3 separate regions of the Homo sapiens genome follow, and all the other regions are linked to region 1. A link is a loop called in an ENCODE intact Hi-C map of the cell type or tissue named here. Cell type or tissue: GM12878. All regions are shown on one strand. Region 1 overlaps DUSP10 (dual specificity phosphatase 10). Region 2 has its middle 99 kb from the start of DUSP10. Region 3 has its middle 150 kb from the start of LINC02817.

Region 1 (8,000 bases):
ATTGCTTCTGAATCACATTACAGAGGACTCTTCTGTTTCTAGGACTGCAGTCGCCAAAACAGCAACAGGAGCTGAAATGCATCTATAAAGAGAAGTTTCCCACTAAAACTAGAATCCATTGCTTCAGTAGGACTGTCACTGAACTGACCGTGTGTTAGAAGAAACTGGCAGGCAGTATTTCCACATATAGTTCTTTAGGGGTGCTAGGTATTCTTTGTTGCTGCCATTTAGAATCAATGTACTGACCATACTCATTTTGGCAGAGAACCTACTTTTGACATAAGCTTTGAAAATGTTTGCTGCCCCCCCACCCCGCCTTGCCTCACCCTACCCCAGCATTGTTGCTCATGGCTACAATATGTTCGCACTAATAACTGCAGGCTCTTGTGCACATAAGGAAGTTAGCCACCTTGGTAGAAATTAGAGGAAAGGAAGAAGGAGGGAAGAACAGTTTTATTTTCAAAATCCAATTCTGTGGAAAAACCAGAAATGCAAAGACAGTGTTTGTTAGGAAAGCTAGGACCAACAAAGTGAAATCAGATATATTTGTTTAGGAAAAATAGGGAGCTGTTGCTTTCTTTATGTTAAAAGTATGTTTTGCAAACTTTAAAACTGCTCGGATACCTTGGTTCCTAATTCTTTTTTGTTAAATAAAATTTTAAAAGTAAAAACTCAGGAACATTAGTTTACTTATATAGAGTCTTTATATTAAGCAGATTTTTTTTTTTTTAGATCTTTAAAATGGTAGTTTCCCAAAGTGATGAAAAGAAAAAGCACTTACAATGTGCTGGACATTGTTTTAAGGTACTTTATTAACCACTTTAATCATTACAACAGTACAGTGAGGTAGGTACTATTGTTATCCCTGTTTTGTATACAGGGAAACTGAGGAACAGACAGGTGAGAAACCTGCCCAGGGTCTCATAGCTAGTGTTTGGCTGTGCTGGGGATTCAAACCCAAGAAGTCCAGCCTCAATACTCCTTCTCTGAATCACTGCACTGCACTTAGGGCTCTCATGGACTATGCGTGTGCATAGATCTGTTGGAATTTAGAACAAAGGTGATGATATTGGGGGTAATAAGACATTATTTATCGAATACCTGGTCGTGTATCAAAACCTTTACATAGGCTTCCTGAACTATGACCCTGATGGGTAGATGATATTACATCCACTTAATAGATTGGTAAACTGAGGCTTAATGAGGGAACCTGACTTGCACAGGGTCTCACAGCTGCTAGGAGGCAGAATCATAACTGCAGCTAGGTGTGGTTTGTCTCTGACCTTTGCTCTTAACCTCCATGCTACACTGCTCCTGCTTTGTTTGTTAATTATCATGTTCTAATATTCTTAAATAGTAATAAACATAACATCATCAGGGTTCCTCATTAAGTGATCAGTCACTTTGGCCTCTGGTGATACTTGATGGGGTAGGGTCGGAGGAAAGTAACTGGAAAAGAAAAACCAGATTAGCTTTACTCTTCCCCCTCCCCTCCAGATTTCAATTTCAACCCTTCCCCAAGAGAAGAAAACAATCCTTCCTGCAGACTTCTCTGGAAAAAGCCACCACTGTGAGCTTCCACTCGTTGTTTTTTACTTTAAGCACCGTCCACAGAGAGAGTTTTTAACTGCAGTACAGAGCTGTGCATAAGCCTTATGGAAAACTGATGCCCAAGTTGATTAGCAGAGTGGCAGTTGAACAGGAGACTATTTCTTCAGACCCCTCAAGGAGAATTTCCTTGTTTACCTTATATGTTTAAATTGTAATATCTCCTTTTCTCTCCACCCCCACCCCTCCCACCTCCAAATATTATAAGAACAGAGTTCCTACATGGCTTAAACATACAATGCACCCATACTTTTGCACATAAGCATGCTCTGTGATTTGGAGCATTCTGTGTGTCTGTCTCAAATTCCCTCCTCCCCCCACTCCGCCACGGGTTTTTTTCCCCCCATTAGGCAAATGGAAGGCCCATGCCACCTGTTAGCATTACATCATTGGCTCCCCAGAACACAGTTGCACCAAAGGCCTTAAACAAAGTAGTTCTTCTTGTATTGTTTGCACTCAAAGAGCTGATATCATGCCAACTGATGTCATTGTATGTCTTTGTGTAACTGCTATGGCAACTGGGCAGGTGGGGAGCCTCCAGCTGATGTCATTGAGAAAGGAGGTGTAGAGGCAGAATTTTAAAAAGCTGGACGCTGCTTTTTTCTGTGTGTGGGGTTTTCTAGCATGTGTTGGTTTTTTTTTTTTTTTTTAAACTAGCTGCTTTTAAGACAAATTACAGCTTGAGTACCCTAAATAAGAACAGAGAGGTTTTTCCCCTGCTTTTAGAGCCTTCTTTTGAATTTGTTTTATTGTTCTTCCCTCTCATCTTATATGGAAAAATGTAACAACTGCCTTTTTTGAAGAAAAAAGTGAATTAGGTTCCCATCACAGAATCTGTGTGGAATTTGGGTTTTTGTGGAGGCGAAGCTGAGCAGATTTTAACTCTTCAGAATCCCTTTTGTGGAGGCTGTGATGATGACAATGGGTAGTTTTTATCTTATTTATTTTTTAAGTCTTCACTGGTGAAGTTATTTTCCATATTTTCTTTCTTCTACTTCAGAATTATCTCTTCAGGTTCAAACTTTATTGTCATAATTGCCTAGCAGAATAAACTATCATATGTAAGGGCAGAGGTTAATTCTAGAAATCAACTGAAATTCGTATATAGCTCTTGTTTTTCTTTTCAAAAAGCTAGGGTAGGTTTTGACTTCTTACTTTCAATGAGTAAAGTGAACATAATATTGCCCTTTGAGTTTTCTTTGGATCATAACCATACCTTAAGGAAAATATGATTTCTCTCTTTTACACAGCCAGCTCCGGGTCCATTGGTTGTGAAAAGTCATGAGACTCGGTCTAGGTTATGGTCTGGAGTTTCCCGCTGTGGTTTGTCAAAGATGAGACTTGAAATGGAGAAGAACATATGCCAGGCTCAGAGGCTAGTGGACAGATAGACTTCCTGTCCTTATTGCAACATAACCGTCTCTTGTTCATGCTTTGGGTTTTCTGCCTTATCTCCTGGAACTATCAAGACAGCCACAAGCCATCTGTCTTTGAGGGTAGATGTTGTGTTCTGGTGGCTTTCAGCTAATAGGACTTTTCCACTTCCCCCTCTTTTCAAAGGGAAAGCCAGAGTGTATCTAGTTCTGTTTGAGTAGGGTTAGAGCTCAGTTGGCACTAATAATGTCAATCCAGATTTTATAGCACTTACATGTATATTATTATAATTTGAGCTTTGTAATAATCCTTTGGGTTTATCTGTGCATGCCATTGTGTGTAAAAATATTAGCAGAAAATTTAAACAATAAACTATGATCCGTAAATTCCCTAATTTAAACAATTGTTCGTTTTTTGTACAGTTCTTCAGCTTTTGGTCAATGTTTTTTACTTAGCTTTTAAAAAATTTAATATTAAACCAAAATGTTTTATTTATTTTCACATCCTTTTTGCAACTACTCTTTTAAAGGCTACATAATACTCCGTGGAATGAATGTAATAACTTTTTTTCTTTTATTTTTGTGTTTTACTTGGCCTTTTTAAAATATATATAAAACAGATAACATTGTAGTGAACATCTCCATATATCTAGCTAACTATCTTTGGTTAGATGATTTCCCTAAGATCCATTCCCAAAAGTGAGATTGCACTTGTTCAGGGGAAGGTTTGCATTTTAAAAATGGAGAAATAAGCACAGTTTATAAGCTTTTTATACTAGACCCATAACTCGTGGGAGGCAGAGCAGAGCCGTAAGCTCAAAAGCATGCATTCACACATCCAAAAGAGGTTTCTTGATGGGTTTATGTGCCCACAAGCCTTGGAAAGTCGAGGAGTAAGCAACCGCGCTGCTCTCACATTCTGTTCTACTGAAAGTCAGGGTTGATAAATGTCAGGGCCCTACGTGGAGAATATCAAAAAAGATTATAAGAGCAGTCCTTCACACCCCACCCTGGCTTGTCTTTTCCAAGTACTTCTCTGCTGATTTCACCTGTGGGCAATCATATAAATAATATAAATTAAAATAGTGAATGCCTGCTGAGTTCTACTGTGTGCCAGGAGATGTGCTAAGTATTTTACACGTATTCATTTATCTCAGGCTCACAATTGCACTCAAAGGGAGACACCATCACCCTCAGTTTACAGATGGTGGAACTGAAGCACAGAGATAAATGAACTTAAGTAATAGTGTCAGGAAATGATGGTACCCAGATTATAATCAAGATAACCTGTCTCTTCCAATGTTCCTGCTTGTAACCACTCTGCTGTATTGGGAGCAAACTTGTCCCTCTGGGTGAGGTGAGCTATGAAGGGTGCAAGACATGCTCCTGTGGTGCTGAGATTCCACCCGAGGAGGTCATCTGTGCCTTTCTTGGCTCCCAAAGCACAGGGTTCTATGTAGGCCACTGAGCATATGGCTCTTTGAGGCAGGTCACATTTGCAGCTGAGGAAGATTGCCTGATGCCGCGTGGAACTCTTGCTAGGGGAACATGCCCTCATTTGTAGAAAGAGCACATTTCCAAAGTGTTCCATGCAGTGATACTCCCCGAAGCTTGTCTTGGGTCTCCAAATGGACTTTTAGTTTTTGTTTTGTTTTGTTTTATTTTTATTTTTATTTTTTTTGCTTAAATACATATTTATATATGTATTTAAAATATGCATGAGCTACAATGCAAACTCATTCTAATGGGGAGGTGGCATTCTCTGCCAGCTCTGAAATCTCAGTCACACTCACCTTCTGTGTTTGTGTTCTAGGTGGACTTAGTAGTTTTAAGCAGAACCATGAAAACCTCTGTGACAACTCCCTCCAGCTCCAAGAGTGCCGGGAGGTGGGGGGCGGCGCATCCGCGGCCTCGAGCTTGCTACCTCAGCCCATCCCCACCACCCCTGACATCGAGAACGCTGAGCTCACCCCCATCTTGCCCTTCCTGTTCCTTGGCAATGAGCAGGATGCTCAGGACCTGGACACCATGCAGCGGCTGAACATCGGCTACGTCATCAACGTCACCACTCATCTTCCCCTCTACCACTATGAGAAAGGCCTGTTCAACTACAAGCGGCTGCCAGCCACTGACAGCAACAAGCAGAACCTGCGGCAGTACTTTGAAGAGGCTTTTGAGTTCATTGGTAACTATCTCCCATAGGGAATTTTCATCCGCTGCCTTCCTTTTCCCTCCAGCTCTTGCTTTGATATCAAGTTCAAGGTTTATTCCTGTGTTGGAAAAGAAAAGCTGCCCTGGAGTTTTGGAGGGCTCTGCCACCTGAAACAGCCTAAGCATTCTCCTAAGTCATAGCCTGTCGAGTGTATCCAAGCCATCAGGATGGATATAAAAGGACAGTAATTGAATTTGTTGGGATCTGTTCAACTAGAAATCCTCATCCCTCAAGTTCTCAGTGAAATAGTGGTAGGGGTTAGCATTTATGTGCTCTGTAACCAGAAAAGTGGATGGAAAGTAAGGAATCGGAGGTCAGAGCTGGTGCTACTGCTACTTGATCTACTAGCGCCGTTGAGCACCTTGGAAGCAATATCTAGTGAATATGACACCCCTTCCAAACATACCTATGCCTTCCGGTCACCCTACTAAGCCTTATTCATCCAGCATAAGGGGAGATGGTACTAGGTTTCCTTTGACAGTCTGCCCCAAACTCATTGAACTAGGAAAGATCAGGTTGTGTAGACGGAGTAGTTCCCAAGGAGGAAGTTTTAGCAACAGCACGCTTTGATCCCCAGAAGGAAGCAACTATTAGCCTAATCCTAATCTTAATTTCTGCAACTTCTATAGCCCCAAACTGCTATAAGACTCAAAATATCGCCGGGCGCGGTGGCTCATGCCTGTAATCCCAGCACATTGGGAGGCCGAGGCGGGTGGATCACCTGAGGTCAGGAGTTTGAGACCAGCCTGACCAACATGGAGAAACTCCATCTCTACTAAAAAAATACAAAATTAGCCAGGCGTGGTGGTGCATGCCTGTAATCCCAGCTACTCAGGAGGCTGAGGCAGGAGAATCGCTTGAGCCTGGGAAGCGGAGGTTGCAGTGAGCTGAGATCACGCCACTGCACTCCAGCCTGGGCAACAACAGTGAAACTCTGTCTCAAAAAAAAAAAAAAACACTCAAAATATCATTTTGGGAGCACCTGCAATATAGCAAAACTCAACATTTATTTTTTTTTACGTAACTTCAACTTTTATTACCATAAAGGGGTGGCCTAGTACTTTTCCTAAATATTACAGCAGGTTGTTATTCCAGGAAGAATACAGTTAAGTGGAGTGGGGTGTTCCTTTGTCAGAGAAAGAAAAAAACAGCCTCAGGTTTAACAGCCAGTGGGGTCTGGTGGATTTGCTGTAGTGTTGACATCTCTGGTCATTTTGCCAAGCTGTTTTCCTTGCTAATTATGCCGTCAGCACAGGACCATGGAATATTGAGTCTGAAAGGAAATTCAGGGTGATCACTGAACTTAGAGAAGTAAAGTGACTTCTTCAAGGTCATAGGAATTCTAGTGTCCAAGAAGGGGCCAGAATCCAGGGTTTTTGACTCCCAAGCCTGAGGCCTTTTCACAACACACTAAGGCAATGTTTATGATGCCCTATTAAGTAATTCCCAACTGGCAACACTGAGGATGCAGAGATACTGCAGATTCTTTATTAATAAAATCTGAGCCAAACCTGGAGCGCTGAGGAAGAAAAATTTCTCAACAAGCATATGAGGAACTTCTGGTTGATACATGATGTGATGTTATGACTGAGATTCCATCTGACTTAACTCCAGTTGGAGGAAGTTAGGAAATTGTTTTCTATTTAATGAGTAGGGTAAGATATACTTGTTCTAAGAGGATTTCAACTAAAGCTCCTTCTCACATTCCTTATAGATTATTCAGGCTTACCTGCCTTTTTTTTTTTTTTTTTAAGGAAAACAAAACCAATAACAAATAGCATTCAGCCCGAAGAACAACTCCATATCACAACCTGCATAGGCACAATTTTATTTTCATTGTTATATTATTGGATAAACTGAAATCTTACAGTCTTGCTTTAGTAAAAACACAGCAGGTTTTATAAACATAATAGCTTTCACTGAGAGTGTAATATAAGCTGAGCAGCATCTAAGTTTAGTGTTTATACCAGTTTATTTATTCCTGAATCAAGTGTGTGTAGTGGAACCGGTGGTCCAGCCAGGCACTCAGAAGCTCATTCTCTCACCACCATGCTTTCTGGTCTTGACTTGGAGCTAAATACCGTGTGCTGAAGGGAAAAAGTTGAAAAAGAGAGATGCTTACTTTTCTTGAAATACTGTTGACTATGAGAAGTAAACTTCATCTGTAAATTTTTAAGATGAAAATTTACATCAGGTTTTTTTTCCTTGGTCCACTGGTGGGTAGCCAGTAGATGTAGTTTAGGTGAAATCACTACTCTCTCTACCCCTTCTCCTTCCCTACCTGTTTATCTAATTGGTGTTCCTTCAAGGAAGCTTTCTTAGGGATGTGTTAGAGTCTAGAAATGTCATTAAGAATCTGTTCAGGTAGTGCCCACATGCTATTGTCCTGAGCTTTTAATATATTTGAAAACTTAGCAAGTCTTCCTCTTTCAATTGCTCTGGATTTTGAGCCATTGCTGGGATTCCTCCATCTTCTGCATTATTGCCACACTGGAATGTCATACATGGAAGCAAACGGGATTGAATGCTTGAGAGGTGACACCCTCGGCCTGTATACTACTAGCCTTTAGTTAACTTTGCAACAACTGGATTTTCTGGGGAGAAGCTGAACATAGTATCTTCCTAGTTAAGCTTTATTCCTTTAACCTTAATCAGGGTTTAGTAAGACTAAAACTCTTATCCATTTAATGCCCGTTCCTGTACAGAGCAATTCTATAGAATAAAGAAAGTGTTTTTTCTCTATTACAAGTGAGAGAGTTGTTACTAGCACTAGGTTTGTTAAGTCACACAACCGAAAATTGGAATTA
Region 2 (8,000 bases), 64 kb after region 1:
CATTAGAAGCTTCCTGGCTGTGTGATATGCTGACTCTTCAACTATACCCAAAGGCAGATGCCTACTTCAGTTGTGCCTAAAAACAGTCTTGCTTTTGTTTCACATATTTGACTGCTAGCTAGCAAGCAAAAAGTTCAAAGTGGTGCAAAGGATAGAAATCTACTATTCATGACTGCCACAGTGTTGAATGTGCCCCCAAATTTCGTGTGTTGAAAACTTAATCTCCAAATTCATATGCTGATGGTATTTGGAGGTGAGGCCTTTAGGAGGTAATTAGGATTAGAGTAGGTCATCAGGACAGGGCCCCCATGATGGGACTCATGGCTTTATAAGAGGAGGAAGTGAGACCTACACTGGTACACCATTGCTGTCTTGCCATGTGATGCCCTCTGCCATGTTACGAGGCAGCAAGAAGGGCCTCCCCAGATGCTAGTGCCATGCTCTTGGACTTCCCAGTCTTCAGAACTGTAAGAAATACATTTCTTTATAAAGTATCCAGTCTGTGGTATTCTATTATAACAACAGAAAACAGACTAAAACACCAGGCTTCATGATTTGACCACATACACATTTCTAATCTGATGTGAGGTGGTAATATTCAATTTGTTGGTAAATTAAAAATTCAGTTAATCCAGCTGGTTATTCCATTGAGGCAACTAGTTGGACAGATTTTTTTGTCCAATGTACTAAATTAACTGAGGTTATTAAGCCTTGGGTTTATATAAGCTGCATATCCTATATTTATTTGTTCTAAGTTTGGTTTCTTCATAGCCCTTTGGGATTATTGGAAAACGTTTAAACTGTGAAGTTTAGGGATTAGTTTCAATAGTTGCTTGGATTCATTAGCATACAAAAAGAAAGATAATAGAAAATAAAATAAATTAAATTAAGATTTTTAATGTAATGCCCCTCCCCTGACTCCAACAAATAGAGTAAACTCTTAGATATTACAAATAGGAGAACTGTAACAATAGTGCCCATTTATTGAATGACTGCCTTGTGCCAGGTATATTTTGGTATGTCATTTTACTTAATGGTCCATCGTTTCTATGAACAAATGTTGAATTCCATGTTATTTTCTAGGAAATCAAGGCTCAGAAAATGTCAGTTTCTTCCTCAATGACTCATGACTGGTAATTAGCAGAGTTGGATTCATATCCACATCTGTCTCCCTCTAAAGTTCTTATGCTAATCTGTCTCTTCCATGATAAAATAATATACCATTAAAGAGAAAAAATTCATAAATAACTAGAATAGCACCAACTCATGAGCTATAAAAATGTTATATTTAAAAATAATTCTGTGCAAAGTTAATTATTGCTTTTTGATAGAATTATAAGATTAATGCACAAGGGAGACAGTGGATACAATACATCTTTATATGGAAATGGTGATTTCTTTCATTTGTCATGTTGTACAATTTTTCAGCTGGTCTAGATTAGCTTTTTTAGCATTTCCAGAAAGCTCTTATTGTTGACAGAAGGAAAATCCAATTGCCTTAAGTGTCTTTTGCAGGAAGATAACTGCAGACTGGGCTAGCTGTTCTCTAGGCAGGTTTCTGTTGCTTCTGGCATCGAGGTCTGGGAGAGCATCTGAGCCATAGAAGGGAACCCTGCATAGCCTCTGCTCCAGCCGAGTCCTCACCCTCTTTACATGCTCATTCCTGAGGGCCTGAAATCCCCACTCTCTCCTCTTCTTTGTATCCCCAGCTCACACTTTAAGATCTGGTTCAAGTGTATTTTTCCCCATAAGGAATTGCTCAAAAATAATCACATTAAGTCTCTTTTATCCAAATTATTCAAGCATATATTGCTAAAATCATTTAGTCATTTGCTATCCTCTATTGTCCTTAACATGATAAGTCTTGACTCTATAATAAGACCTAGAGGGTCCTAAGAGCAAACAATCTTCAGAAACCCACTGAGCTTGAGGAAAGTTCTTCATAAACACTGCAGTTATTTACTTGAACCCTTGCTTATTCAGAAATAAATTAAGACCTGGCCTGAAAGAAGCTCTGAAAGTTTGAGGAAATCAATGCCTCTTTTATTAACTAAAATGTGGTGAGGGTTATAGCCAAAGCACTGGGAGATTCTTGTAGTCCTTTCTGGAAATGCATCAGTGTCCCCAGTAGACCAGGGGTTTCAAATCAGACTACGCGGGTCTCCTGACCTCAGCTTTCCCCAAGGTTTTGATTCAGGTGCAGTGTGCTCTGCCTCTATTTAGAACCACAGTTCAAAATGCAGCAGATCGTCTCTCAGTTTTACAAACCTCCATTCATAGATGGGCTAGAATATTTCCAGAGGTCTTGTAGTGAAAGGATATGCCCTCTGAAAGAAACAGAGCAGTGCAATTGCCATCACACTGTGGTGAGGAAAGAAATGCAAGCAGTGTTAGGCCTTCCAGGAACAGGTGTGTTACTCATCTTTAAGTCAGTGAGATAAAGTGTGGCTGCTACATGCTTAGTAGGGGCTGCTATTTAACACGGCTTCTGAAGGAAACCTTTTTCCTCCCTCCTTGTCACTGGAATCATGCAGTGATGTCTACTGCAAAGGGCAGGCTGTCTTGAAATCTGGAAAGCAGCTCACAGGAAATTGCTGTAATTAGGTGCTGTTTGGTAGAGAACTGTGCAAATCATAGCATGTCATTTTCAGGTTTAGCATTGCAATGTCCTGGAAGATTGTGAGTGAAAAAAATATCCTAGTGTTGTAGACATCCCTTGCTTTGCTTTCAGCTTCTGTGAAAAAATGGTTGTATGACTTTGGTGAACTTGCCCTCCTTGTCTAAGAAGGAATCCTGCCCATCTCTGCATGAATAGAGAGGTAGAAGTCAGTGAGGAAAATCTTCAGCCTGTCTGAGCCATGATTTCTGCTGGGCTTATTTTTGACTTTCAATGTGTCAGATACTGTAGTTTCCCAATAAAGAGTTGCTGTTTGATATGCTGATTGACTTTCTGGCTTTTAAAATGGACTTGAAATACTGTAAACAATAGGCACTCCTCTCCTTAAAAGTCAATCTGAAAAGGCCTGCCTAATTTGGAGGTATCCTATGGCTTGGCAGCAAATAATGGAATAAGCATAGCTGGAGCAAGAACGGAACTGGGGAGTCCGAGGTTCATGGGGACTCCCGGATGGAAAGGCAGGCCTGTGACCCACTGGGGAGGACAAGAAGCAAGGTTGTTGAGAATGTCCTCCTCCCTCAAATTTGGAAACAAGTTTGAAATCCATTTCCAACCCACTCAAATCACAGAAATAGGCTGGAAAGGACCAAATGAAATGAGATAATCAAATCCATCCTACAGCCAACAAAGGACACCATCCAAAATGCAAGAACAAATAAAATAAAAACCTTCTGGCAGAGCTAAAAGAAAAAGAACTGCAATTCAAAAGGGAACTGAAATTACTTTTAATAGATCTTGGTAAAGCTGCTGAGAGACCTCAATCTCTCAACTCTACATATTATTTATTGATTGGGCTGGAGCCCTTGCTGAATCTTGAGTGCTTTATAGATTTATACAAATTTTGGATTGCAGAATGCAGCCCAGGAAAAAGAAATCTTTTCTTTGGAGTCATTTCTTCTGCAGCAAGATGGTTTTGTTGTTTTTCTCATGCCTCAATTTTCTCGTCTGAGAAATGGGGAGAAGCACACAGCCATTTCTTGTCTCTTTCTCAGAACCACCTTTACTAGGCAGCCATGGTTCAGTAATTAGGACTTTTGATCTCTCAGGTTTAATTATCAATTCCTTTAAGCAAATTTTACCTTAATACATTTTACTTGTGGTTTATAAGTCCATAAATCTGCTAAAAGAGAGATTCTAAGTATTCTTGAACTCTACTGAATTAGCCTATGACTGCATAGACAACCCAGGTGTTTCTGAATTAGACTAGTTGGCCTGTTAAATGTCCTTGGCCAATTAATTATGTAAAATCAGAACTTGGGTTCTAGTCTTGGCTCTATCACTAGCTTGTTATAGTGTCTGTAACCAGTCAATGTATTTATTTATTTATTTATTTATTTCATCTGTAAACTGAGAGGATTGGATGAGGCACCTCTTTCTGTTCCTTCAAGTTCTTACAGTCTATATTATTATAATTTTGAGATTTGTGACATTGCTTCTCTTGCAAGAAGCATAAAATTTTGGCTTTAGAGACACACACAAAAAAAGGTATATTTCTCTCACTCCATTAAGAATTCCTTCTTGCCAAATTACTGACATAGTAAATTGAGGTTACAGTATTCAGTGTCTCTCCTTGGCCGGCACAAGATGGTAGTCAATCCTAGCTCTGTGAAATAGAACATTCTCTTTTTCTTTTCTTTTCTTTTCTTTTCTTTTCTTTTCTTTTCTTTTCTTTTCTTTTCTTTTCTTTTCATTTTTTTTTTTTTAGACGGAGTCTTGGTCTGTTGCCCAGGCTGGAGTGCAGTGGCGCGATCTCGGCTCACTGCAAGCTCTGCCTCCTGGGTTCACACCATTCTCCTGCCATAGCCTCCTGAGTAGCTGGGACTACAGGTGCATGCTACCACATCCAGCTAATTTTTCATATTTTTACTAGAGACGGGGTTTCACCATATTGGCCAGGATGGTCTCGATCTCCTGACCTTGTGATCTGCCTGCCTCAGCCTCCCAAAGTGCTGAGATTACAGGCGTAAGCCACTGCGCCCAGCCAGAACATTCTCTTTAAAACAAAGATAACACCAGTAATCTAAATAATAAAATAAATTTTTAAAATATGAAAGTTTTTTGTTTACATCTATTGTTAAGTAAGCAAAATTTCTATTTAAGGCTAAAGCAAGAATATATTTTACAAAGTAGCCAATGTCTGTCTGTCTGTCTGTCTATCTATCTGTGTCTCTTCACACCATGCCTCCTGCCTCTAATTATGAATCTTCAATCTTGTGTTGAATATACACATTTCCAACTTAAAAAATTAATCATCCACTCTTGAATATTTTTTAATGCACATCTCAAGTATTTCCTATTAATGTAAGAGCTTCAATTTAACCCTGAACCAAAGACTGAGCTATATTTATTTTGTTTTTTCTTAATTTATTTAGTGATGATGGGGAGAAGGTATAATCTCTGGCATTTGTTTAAAAACAAGAAGACCTAAGATAAGATGTCACCGAATAATCATACTTCTTCATTTTGTATAGATGTTACAATTTTTTTTCCAAAAATCTAGTTAAATGAGCTGATGCCCAAAGAGACCTTGCTGAGAAGAAATGCAATGCTACATTTGCCATTGCTATTTTAACAACTCACTATGGCACAGAATTGGAGGAAATGGCAGTGAGGGAGACAAGCGAGGTCTAGGCAGCATGGAATGTGGAGAAGGCCACAGCACTACAGAGGGGCTCTGAGGGAACACACCTGCATGATGGATAAAGCAAGCAATATGAAGAAAAAAATGTTTATGATTTTTGGCAGTGAATCCTGCCAACTAAGCTCATGAAAATTTTTGGCAAATCAAGCCGCCACTCAGTCTATGTATTGAGGTCTTCCACATGCTCAGCATTCTGCAGGACAATCTTGCAGCTACAAAACTCTTATTTTCAACTCAAAAATACTTCTTCAATGTCCAATAAGCACTACGCTCTGTACTTGCACAGGAGACAAAAAGAGGAATAAAATCAGAAGTAGGAAGACCCTCCAGCAGTGTGATTTAGGCCGTACTGCTACTGAGGGACTCTACTACCAAGAAGATCTCTATACAGTTTCCAACGTCTCACCCAGTCCTATTTAAAGGGTGTGGCCAAACTGACATATCCTTTGCCATGTAGAAGCTCCTGTTCAAACAGAATTTTTTCTTTCTCCAAATGGGTTTATCATCTTCTATATTCTCCTATACTTTTGCTGTGCTGTTTGGCTTGTAATGCCTGTTCCTTATTTCTCCTCCTGAAACACTCCTACTTATCTACTTACTCTTTTTTTTTTTTTCTTGACACAGCATTTTGCTCTTGTTGCCCAAGCTGGAGTGCAACGGTGCGATCTCATCTCATTGCAACCTCTGCCTCCTGCGTTCAAGCAAGCAATTCTCCTGCCTCAGTCTCTCGAGTAGCTGGGATTACAGGTGTGTGCCACAATGCCCAGCTAATTTTTTGTATTTTTTTTAGTAGAAACAGGGTTTCACCATGTTAGCCAGGCTGGTCTCGAACTCCTGACCTCAGGTGATCTGCCCCCCTTGGCCTCCCAAAGTGCTGGGATTACAGGTGTGAGCCACCATGCCTGCCACTCCTACTTATTCTTTAAGAAACCTGCCCATCTTTTCCAGATGACATTTAGTCAGTTCTCTATCACTACTAAGTGATGGTTTATTTATTTATTTATTTATTTATTTTTGTGAATGTCTAATAACATCCTTCAGGAACATTTCATTCTCAGGTATTGTCTTATGGCTTTTAGCTAAGTATTATAGTAAATTTGGTTAATGACAATTATGCAAAGCATTATAAAACAGTGATTGCTGCTTTGGTGTCCTGTGCTCATTATCTTAATCTCTTTATCACCTTTAGCATTTTCGGTATAATTTAAAGATGTCAAAGAATGCTGATGTTTTATCAGTATTTCTTATATGATCAAACTCATGATTTTTTTTTTCTCTATTGAATAATTGTATATAACTAGATTTAAGCAGCCTCTGTTCAAAATCGGCTTGAATTTTTGGTCAAATTGATATGTGATGCTTTGACAATAGTCCTGCATTATGCATGGGTGAGACATACCAGCTCTTATTCCTTTGAAATTTCTTCTGTCTGTTCCAAGGGAGTTGGCATTTTCTTCTTCCTTCAGTTGCATTGCTTAGTATGTAATGGACAATCCTTTCTCATGCATTGCAGGAACAAAATGTAACACAACTTCGTCTACTTGGTTATGTATTCTTTTCTTAGGTCAAGCAAAGCCTTTGGTAGCTGCTTTGCAAGAAAATATGAAACTGTAGTACCCTTTCTAAGGTGGAAGTGTACATCACTAGTACCTTTTCTAAGGGGGAAGTGTACATCACTAATATAAACGTGTGCCCTGCTGATCTATTTCTATGTATTTCTGCACCCACAATAACTTAATTTTGATGCCAAATTATAGAGAAAACTTTTTGAAGGTATTTTAAATGGCAATTACCAACAATACTTGCATGTCAAGTGAAGCAAAAGTATGAACAGAGATAACTGAGTTTGTGCAATAGCAACTACATGACAATTACTTCCTGGCCACGGTGACAGTAAGATACAATTGATACTATTCTTTCAAAATTTCTATCTCAGAGATGTTAAAATGTGAAAAGGGCATCTTAGAATTGGTGAGATGTGGCAAAGATTTACGGAATACAAAGAGAGATTTTCTAACAGGAAAATTCGTAGCTTGAACATTGACATCACAGAACAATAAAGAAGAAAGTAATGTGGCCCACTTAAGAAGTTTAAAAACCATAAAAAGAAAAGAAAATCTAAGGAAAGCCAAGGAAAAATATATGGAGAAATTAATAAATTAGAAACCAAAATAGAATTAATTGTTTTTAATAATTTTATATTTTCTTTTATCCTGTTATCATTTTTTTCTTGGACTTTCTGGACGTAAAATAAGATCATCTGAAAAAAAAATTCTCTCCCTCTCTCTCTCGCTCTCTGTCACTCCAATATCTACGACTTTTATTTAGTTTTACCAACCAATTGCATTGGCTAGCATGCTGTGGACTTTTGGTTTAAGATGCATATATTTTAATCACGTTCATCTATCCTATTTTGCTAAGAATTTGTTTAAAAACCTGGATTTGGAATTAAATCAAATGTTATTTTATTTAATCATTATTGAAATGATTACATTGTTCTTCCCTTTGATCTAGTCATATAACACATATAATTAACTTCCTAATAATGCAACATCCTTATATTCAGGAGCTTAACTGCATTTGTGATTTCTTATCAATTTAGCAAACCACAGCTGAACACATTTCATTTATGAAGAAAAATATTCAACTTTAACAGAGTATGTCTGAACACATTCAACTTGC
Region 3 (8,000 bases), 220 kb after region 1:
AACATAGCATAAATGACTTTTGTAGTTTGAAAAGAAAAATTCAAGCAATAGTCTAAAAGCACTTTTAAACCAATTGAATTGGATTGGAAAGCATAGTGCTTCTCACTTGGTACGACAGCAAAGAATGGGTTGTTTCTGACTGACAGATTTTCAGTTTGTATTTTTGGTTTATTTTATTTTTAGAGTAGAAGTTAAAGGAGAAGAAAATGAGATCTTTCCAAGCCTTCCTGAAAGAAAATGAGAAATACGTCATTGGCTCTGAAAGCACAAATGTGATGAAGCTGAGACCAGGCCTTGCAAGGAAGGCTGATTGACAGGATGTGAAGCTGATGCAGGGCCATTTGTTGGGGTGATACTGCAGAGCACCAGCTGGGTCTGTAGATAGAGGCAAGTAATGACAGTGCTGCCTCTCACCTCTCCCATCATCTTGTGCCTTCCTGTGTGCCTAAAGTCAAGAGGACTTTACTTGTGTTTGGGGCCTTCTCTGATTAACACAAGGCAGTGGCAGGGATGGGGGCAGCAGAAAAAGAAAGAAGCATCTTGTGACCCAGGAAGACAGTGGCCTTGGCATATTTGTATATAATTTAGAAAATCAGGATCTATGTACCTTGCTTGACTCATAGTAGGTATTCAATAAACTGTTGTACTTTCTTAGAAAAAAAAAGCCATGAATAAATGCATCTACTCGATATCACCCATCTGACAGGAAATAATGTCTATGTGTGCATATAGGTTTTGTGAAATGGGATGGGTGACACAAGACCAGGATAAAATATGGCATGCACTGATACATGCTTAATTGACATTGTAAATCAATTACTTTTTTTTTCAAAAGTGGATAGGAACTAGAGAGTTAGGAAATGACTGCTAATGTGAGCTGCTACTAAATGCATTAAAGAATTAAGCAATCTTCTTAGAACTTTCCTGAGATATGAGTATGAGATATCGTGGGTGTAATGAGCCACATTGCTTTGAGGTTTCCACAGTCCTGTGTAAATAATTACACAAACAAAATCTTAGCCATTTGATTATTGATAATAAATACTTATCAAGTTTCATTGCACACATGCTAATGCCTTTTGAGTTGCTAGGCATTTCTTAAGTAGGGAGGCAATGAGGCACTTAAGCAACATGGGCAGGAGAGAGAATTCATTGCTCCCTTTACACATACTTCAGGTGCTTCTTGAATAGAAGTGACAGGGTTTGGAATGGTGACATGAATATTTGTTGTCCATCAGTCAATTTCCCAGATCACATATTGTTTCTGACAGCATCTTCCCAGAAGATGGAAACCAACTTTTTTACATTCCATGTTATAGCATTTCATGGATCCCTTTCCACATAGTGTTCACATGGGAAAAACACACATTACGATGCTGTCTAGTGATAGATGTGCACCACAAAATCATCACAGGGCTGAGTAATTCCAAGAGGGGTTGAACATTTGTGCCAAGAACTTTCTAGATTAGAAAATAAATACATTTGTTAACATCAAACATTTTGGTGAGACCAGAACCTGGCCACTTCTTATGGATGATAAGTCTGTATTTTTTATTTCATGGCCAGATTTCCTATTCCTGGGACCTAATTATCCCATGCATAGCGTTTCCGGCAGAAGTACAGAAAGACAAACAGTCTCATTTAATCTATTTGATTTCTTTTCTCCACTCCCTCAAGGTACAGAGGCAAATTCCAGTTTAGTAACCAAGGCCTGAGTCATCGAATAAATAACTCAATTTCTCATCCTTGTTCACTGAGCCAGTTGTATAAACAAACACAACGTTTTTTTCTATGTCAAGTGTGTGAACGGGTTTACCGGGACATTGCATTCGGAAATTGCATAGAGATGCTGAAAATCATTCAGGGTGAAAGGAACAGGGAGAATGGTTACATAGCCAATGTCCAAAGCCTAAAATATATCTCTGGAGATTAATTTTCAATGCAGATACAGCAGATTAGTTCTCAAATTAAAGAACTAGGATCTATTAATTAACAGGTAAAAGCAACTAGCATAGAACTTTAAGGTTCTATGCTAGTGCATAAGGCACAAGGATAGAAATCATTTTGTTTGAGATAATTTGTTGAATAGATATGGTTGGAGCATTCATTTCTTTGTTCATTGAACTAAATATTTTTGAGTGCTTAGAATGTTCCAAGCTCTCTACCCATAATAAGGATATAAAAATGAGTAAGTCCAAATCTGGAAGGCCGAGACGGGTGGATCACAAGGTCAGGAGTCCGAGACCAGCCTGGCCAACATAGTGAAACCCCGTCTCTACTAAAAATACAAAAATTAGCCAGGCATGGTGGTGCGCACCTGTAGTCCCAGCTACTCGAGAGGCTGAGGCAGGAGAATCACTTGAATCTGGGAGGCGGAGGTTGTGGTGAGCCAAGATCTCGCCACTGCACTCCAGCCTGGGCAACAGAGTGAGGCTCCATCTCAAAAAAAAAATAAGTTACATAGTCCAGTGATGTAATGATGAAGATAGGCTCGAGGCATTATAGAATCATCAAGAAGAGGCACCAGCCCAGCTGAGAGGGTCCCTAAAGAACATCCCACAGAAGCTGGTGCCCAGAAGGAGGCTTATGAAAAGTAGCCAAATAAAGAGCTGGGGATAGGAGCTGGGGCTGAGAGGGAGTAAGGAGGAAGGCAGTGAGAAGTATTACTTCTCCTTCCTACACTTACTCAAAGGAGACCTGTCTACTGACTCAAGTTTCCAGAGACAAGACAGACAGTAGCAGTTTCGAGAGCACAAGCTGATGAAATGGTGCCCGCCATCTCTACCTGAGTAACAAAAGCTGCCACATGTCCCTTGTTTACCACATGGTAGACACTGTGCTAAGTGCTGTACACACATGGTCCTCCTTAATGCTTACAGCAACCCTAGCAGGTTGGTATTTTTTTCTCATTTTACAGATTGGGAAACAGAAGGTCAGAGATGTTAGGTAACTTGCTCAAAGTCACACAGAGAATAAGTGGAAATTAGAAACCCTGATTCAAGCTGACCTGACACTAGATTCCTCATTATTTTGTTCTGTAGTGGTTTTAAGGTGGGGTCACTGACTGAGAACCTAGCAGGTCAGATCACTGTCTAGATAACTGAAAATACTGATATCTGTCCTCTGGATTTGTCAATTGTGTGAAAATGTTATTGAATGAAATTAATGACTGTCAGGTAGAAGTAGAATTGATCATGCTCTATATGATGAGGACATAGACATAGTACATAACAGGTGGCAGCTAGAGGAAGACAGATTGAGTCTCAATTTGCAGAATTTGCCAATTATTTGAAGCTCCTAATGATGCATGGACTTCCTCAAGAAAGAAATCTATCTATCTATCTATCTATCTATCTATCTATCTATCTATCTATCATCAAGAGAGTTCAAAGCATTGGTTCACACGTTGTGGAAGCTGATGAGTCCAAGATTTGGAGAACAAGCTGGCAGGCTGGAAACTTAGAAAGGGTCTCTAATGTTGCAGTCTTGAGGCCAAATTCTCCATCGTGGAAAGTGTCTACATCAAGCTTGAATATTGCAATATCACAATGCAGAATGTAATGAAAATGCAAGCCTCTCCAAGGTGTCTGATGTAGTATTCCCTTTGGGGAGCCCCAGGGTGCCTGCCACTCCTGTGGTTTCTCACTGAGAAGGGTTTTTTTGTTGTTGTTGTTTTGTTTTGTTTTTTTTTTGGTTTTTTGGGTTTTTTTTTTTGACGGAGTTTCGCTCTTTTTGCCCATGCTGGAGTGCAGTAGAGTGATCTCAGCTCACTGCAACCTCCGCCTCCCAGGTTCAAGCAATTCTCCTGCCTCAGCCTCCTGAGTAGGTGGGATTACAAGTGCCTGCCACCACGCCCAGCTAATTTTTTATATTTTTAGTAGAGACGGGGTTTCACCATCTTGGCCAGCTGGCCAGGCTGGTCTTGAACTCCTGACCTCAGGTGATCTGTCTGCCTTGGCCTCCGCTGAGAAGGTTTTTAAGCCACTCACCCCCTACAGGTTGGCCTGATCCTTGTAAGAAGGCTAGAGCTGAAGCTTTCCCTTAGATGGAGATTCTATCTGGGAAAGTGATATATTCTCAATCAAGAACCTTATTTTTTAGAGTCTAATATGACATACAGAGAAACAGAGATTTCTATAGCAAGGCAGAATAAGACACACAGAGAAGGCACAAAGAAGCAGAAGTCACAAGGCAAACAAGCTGAGAGTTAGAAGCCTTGGGTAGCAAAAAGAGTGGAAAAGAGTTCATTGGTAGCGCAAGAAGCAATGTTAGCAGTCAAAATTTCCCCTAATGGTGGAGCGCAAGAGTGGAGAAACAGATTTCCTGGCTTTTCAAGCAGCACTGTAAATTTGTACTGAACCCATTTCTTTAGGTAACGTTGGGTGGGGAGAGGACCTTATTACCATACTCTTTGGGCTTTCATATGAGAAGGGACTTGAACTTGGTTCCCTAGAGATTCCTCTTCAAAATATATCCTCCCAACCCAGTCTGCTTTTAAAAAATCCTTTCTAATATTTGGGTATTTTCTATCATCATCCTGCACAATGCAAGCATATCCTTATTTCTTGATTCATCCACTGTAGACTGTATATATTACCATTTGCTCTTGAGAAACATATATTTTTATATAAAAGTTAAAAAATTCTCCACAGTGGCAAATAAGAAGAGTTTAAAAATGATCAATGCAATCATATTAAATATAAAGAATATTCAGAAAGGCTATCTCTCCAGGCACCTTTGTTCTTCTACTGGTAGAAAATGCGAAAGGAAAAAATAAATTAAAAAGGGGGTAAGCGCATTTTTATGTGGTTACTCTCTATATTTCCAGCCACATTCTTCCCTGCAAAGAATGGAGGTACAAAACCAGTAATGGTTTCTTCTCTACAAATGTATTTCTTCTCTGCAAATCCTTTATTTACTCATTTACATTTTTTAAAAAATTATTTCACCACCAGAGTCATTCCTGTAGAATTTTATCTTACTATAGACATTCAAATTTGCTGCAGACATGCAGCCTAGACAAATTGGCTCTGACTCTTTTATGCAAGCATAATAGATGTCTTTGAAATCCTACTAATGAAAGAACTGAGAATCTGGGTACTGGCCACTCTGGATTCATCGCTAAATTCTGCCTGTTTTCCAAATAAGCAGCCTATCTCTTGCCCTGCACACTTTCATAATCATTGCTAGTATGCTAAAAATCTGCTTATCCATTTCCTCTTCTAGGTTAAATCACAACTTCTCTGAGAAATGACAACAGGACTGTCCTTTGGCCTTCACACTCCCCATACTATAAGTACTGAGTGCTCAGCTCATGTAGATGGTCTATCTTCTGATGACTGCTAAAGTCAGGTCATTGGCGATGCCAGCTCTGGGGTAGGACAGGGGCAAAACCATACATTGCCCTTGAAGCTATATCCATCAAAGCCCTCTATTTACAGAATCATAGCCTGAGATGAGCACTAAGAGAAGCCACCAACCTACTCATTTACCCTTCCTGCTGACCTGGGGTAGTGAGGGGAATAGAGAAATGGGATAGAGAGACATGCAAGAAGTATACTCTAGAGTTTTTTGCCATGGTATTCTGTGTTTTCATAGATTCTATATTTGTCCATTTGACATTCATTAATTATAGGACCAAACTAATGGCCAAACATATTTATATCTTCCTGGTGATTCAGTTTTCATAGGTGCATGAAAATCATATTCTAAACCATCCAAACAATCCTGGATCTATACCCATAACCACCTTCTTTAACTTTTACATACCAAGACAATATTTCCCCTGCCCTAAATCAACCACGTAGGGCCTAGTACTAAACAACCAGGGACAGTCCCTATGCCCCAAAGCCTGCTGAAATTATTCAAACTAACGTATCTTAAGCTGTTTCCCCTGCCCTGCCTTGCTTTTCCCATGGAAACCTCACTAAAGGCTATAGCCTTACTCCCACTTCTCCTGTCAAACCTGGTGCTTCCCGTGAGGCCCTGCACAGCACACCATGCCTTCTCTCAGGAACTGTAAAAGCAATAAATTATTTCTGTGGCATTTAACTCTCCATGCTGTCACTCAGTCACCTTTATAAATTAAGACCCAGGCACACGCAAATTAAGTCCTATGAATGAGTCAAGTAGCTCATTCACTTAAGTCTAAAACGAAGAATAAAACCCCAGGTTCCAGAAGAGTACCAGCTGCACCCTGCTTTGCTTCCTCCCCAGCGACCTGGAAGGCATGTACTTACAGCAAAAGTCACTAACAAGCTAATGACATCTATGTCGCATTTTATATAGCTTTAGTCTGCTGCCCAATATTCTAGTCCTTTCAATCCAAATCTGTCAATTTCACACACACAAAAAAAGGGCTGAGGTTAAGACAGTAAGAAGACAGAAATTTTGTTCTTAAATTGATGCTTGGGGCCTGAGCTCAAAAAGTTATTTCCTGCACAATTGATCACCCCACCCTGGTCAACTTGTCAGGCAATAGCACTAATAGAATGAAGGGAATGTTCCTGGGGCAGCAGTGGGAGCAGAGGCCCATGAATGAGAGGATGGTTTAGCATTCACTCAAGATTCTCACGGTATTTTTACATATAGGAAAGGTGAGCATGCAGACAAGACTAAATTCACAGTTAACATGTTTAGTCTTGGGTTTGTGTTCTACATTATAGTCTTAAGAAGCTATTCTCTTTGCAGTTTATATCCCTGGAAAATAATAATGAATACCTAGAGACAATGATTGCTACGAATGCTGGGGGAAAGCTCAGTAACCTGACCTCACTCCACATGAAGATTCTCAGACTTATATAAAACGAGACAATTGTCTTCTGCCCTTTCCCAGGTGGTGATTTGAGGCCTGATAATATCTGCAGGTTTTTTTTAACTTTGATTTTAATTTCAGAGGTATGTGTGCAAGTTTGTTACATAGGTATACCCATGTCACAGGGTTTGTTGTAAAGATTATTTCATCACCCAGGTATTAAGCCTACCACCCATTAGTTATTTTTCTTGATCCTCTCCCTCCTTCCTCTGGAAGGCACCAGTGTCTGTTGTTCTCTATATGTTCATGTATTCTCACCATTTAGCTCTCACTTTTAAGTGAGAACATGTAAATATCTGTGGATTTTACCAATGATATTTTGTAAGAAAAGGTCCAATTTTAGGCATAATTGGAGTTGAGGGCATGTGGAGGATGGTAGGATGGAAAAGTGTTTGTAAAACCTGCCCTCAGAAATAAAAGCTGAGAAAGTAAAAGTGGCGTTTTAATAGCCAACTCTGAGGGAGCCTGAAAAACAAAACTGGGTCCATGATTCTAGACTGCATTACTTTTCCATAATTGAATAATTCCCAGGAGTCAGATGTAGGTTTGAATCCTGGCTCTGTCACTTGCTACGTGACCTTGAGCAAATTGCTATGTCCTCAAATCCTCAATCTGTAACATAGGAATGATAACACCCTTTACAGGAGACAGCAATGTAAAGCACTTCACATTGTTTGTACTTGATAAATACAGTTGATCATTGAACAACACAGGACTAGGGGTGCCGATTCCTACACAATAGAAAATACACCTCTAAATTTTTACTCCCCTCAGACTTTAATATTAATAGCCTACTGTTGACCACAAGCCTTACCCATAACATAGTCAATTAATACATATTTTATATGTTATATGTGTTATATACTGTGTTCTTATAATAAAGTAAGCTAGAGAAAAGAAAATGTTATTAAGAAAATCCAAGCAAGAAAAAATATATTTACTATTCATTAAGTGGAAGTGGATCATCATAAAGGGCTTCATCCTCTTTGCCTTCACATTGAGTAGGCTGAGGAGGAAGAGGAAGAGGAAGGGTTGATCTTATTATCTCAGGAATGACAGAAGCAGAAGAAAATCCACATGTACGTGGACCCGCACACTTTAAACTTGTGTTTTTTAAGTATCAACTGTAGTCCTCACTATTATTTGCAATTTTTAAAATGTTTTCTGTTTCTTTGTGTTCTTTGCC

The links. Peaks named below come from ENCODE experiments on the same cell type or tissue, not always from the same donor. Only the 100,000 strongest peaks of a DNase experiment are listed, where the experiment ranks them.
Region 2: a loop joins it to region 1, with 2.0 times the contacts of the local background. A loop is called at or near these places in 3 of 110 quality-filtered maps.
Region 3: it touches region 1 in a loop (2.3-fold over the local background); 2 of 110 quality-filtered maps call a loop at or near these places.

Annotation. Positions count from the first base shown.
Region 1 is chr1:221,703,261-221,711,260 of GRCh38, reverse strand. It overlaps DUSP10 (dual specificity phosphatase 10), which reads left to right. Exons shown (of 4, transcript NM_007207.6): 3 at 4,795-5,166. Among named protein-coding and RNA genes, the nearest start is that of DUSP10, 35 kb to the left of the region's middle. RefSeq lists an enhancer at 3,143-3,252. In GM12878, no CTCF peak of the experiment used is centred here; DNase peaks (open chromatin) are centred at 2,074 and 3,010; H3K4me3 peaks cover 752 bases; H3K27ac peaks cover 2,567 bases.
Region 2 is chr1:221,639,446-221,647,445 of GRCh38, reverse strand. No RefSeq gene overlaps it. Among named protein-coding and RNA genes, the nearest start is that of DUSP10, 99 kb to the left of the region's middle. In GM12878, no CTCF peak of the experiment used is centred here; DNase peaks (open chromatin) are centred at 2,368, 2,605 and 3,505; H3K4me3 peaks cover 976 bases; H3K27ac peaks cover 1,993 bases.
Region 3 is chr1:221,481,714-221,489,713 of GRCh38, reverse strand. No RefSeq gene overlaps it. Among named protein-coding and RNA genes, the nearest start is that of LINC02817, 150 kb to the right of the region's middle. In GM12878, no CTCF peak of the experiment used is centred here; no DNase peak of the experiment used is centred here.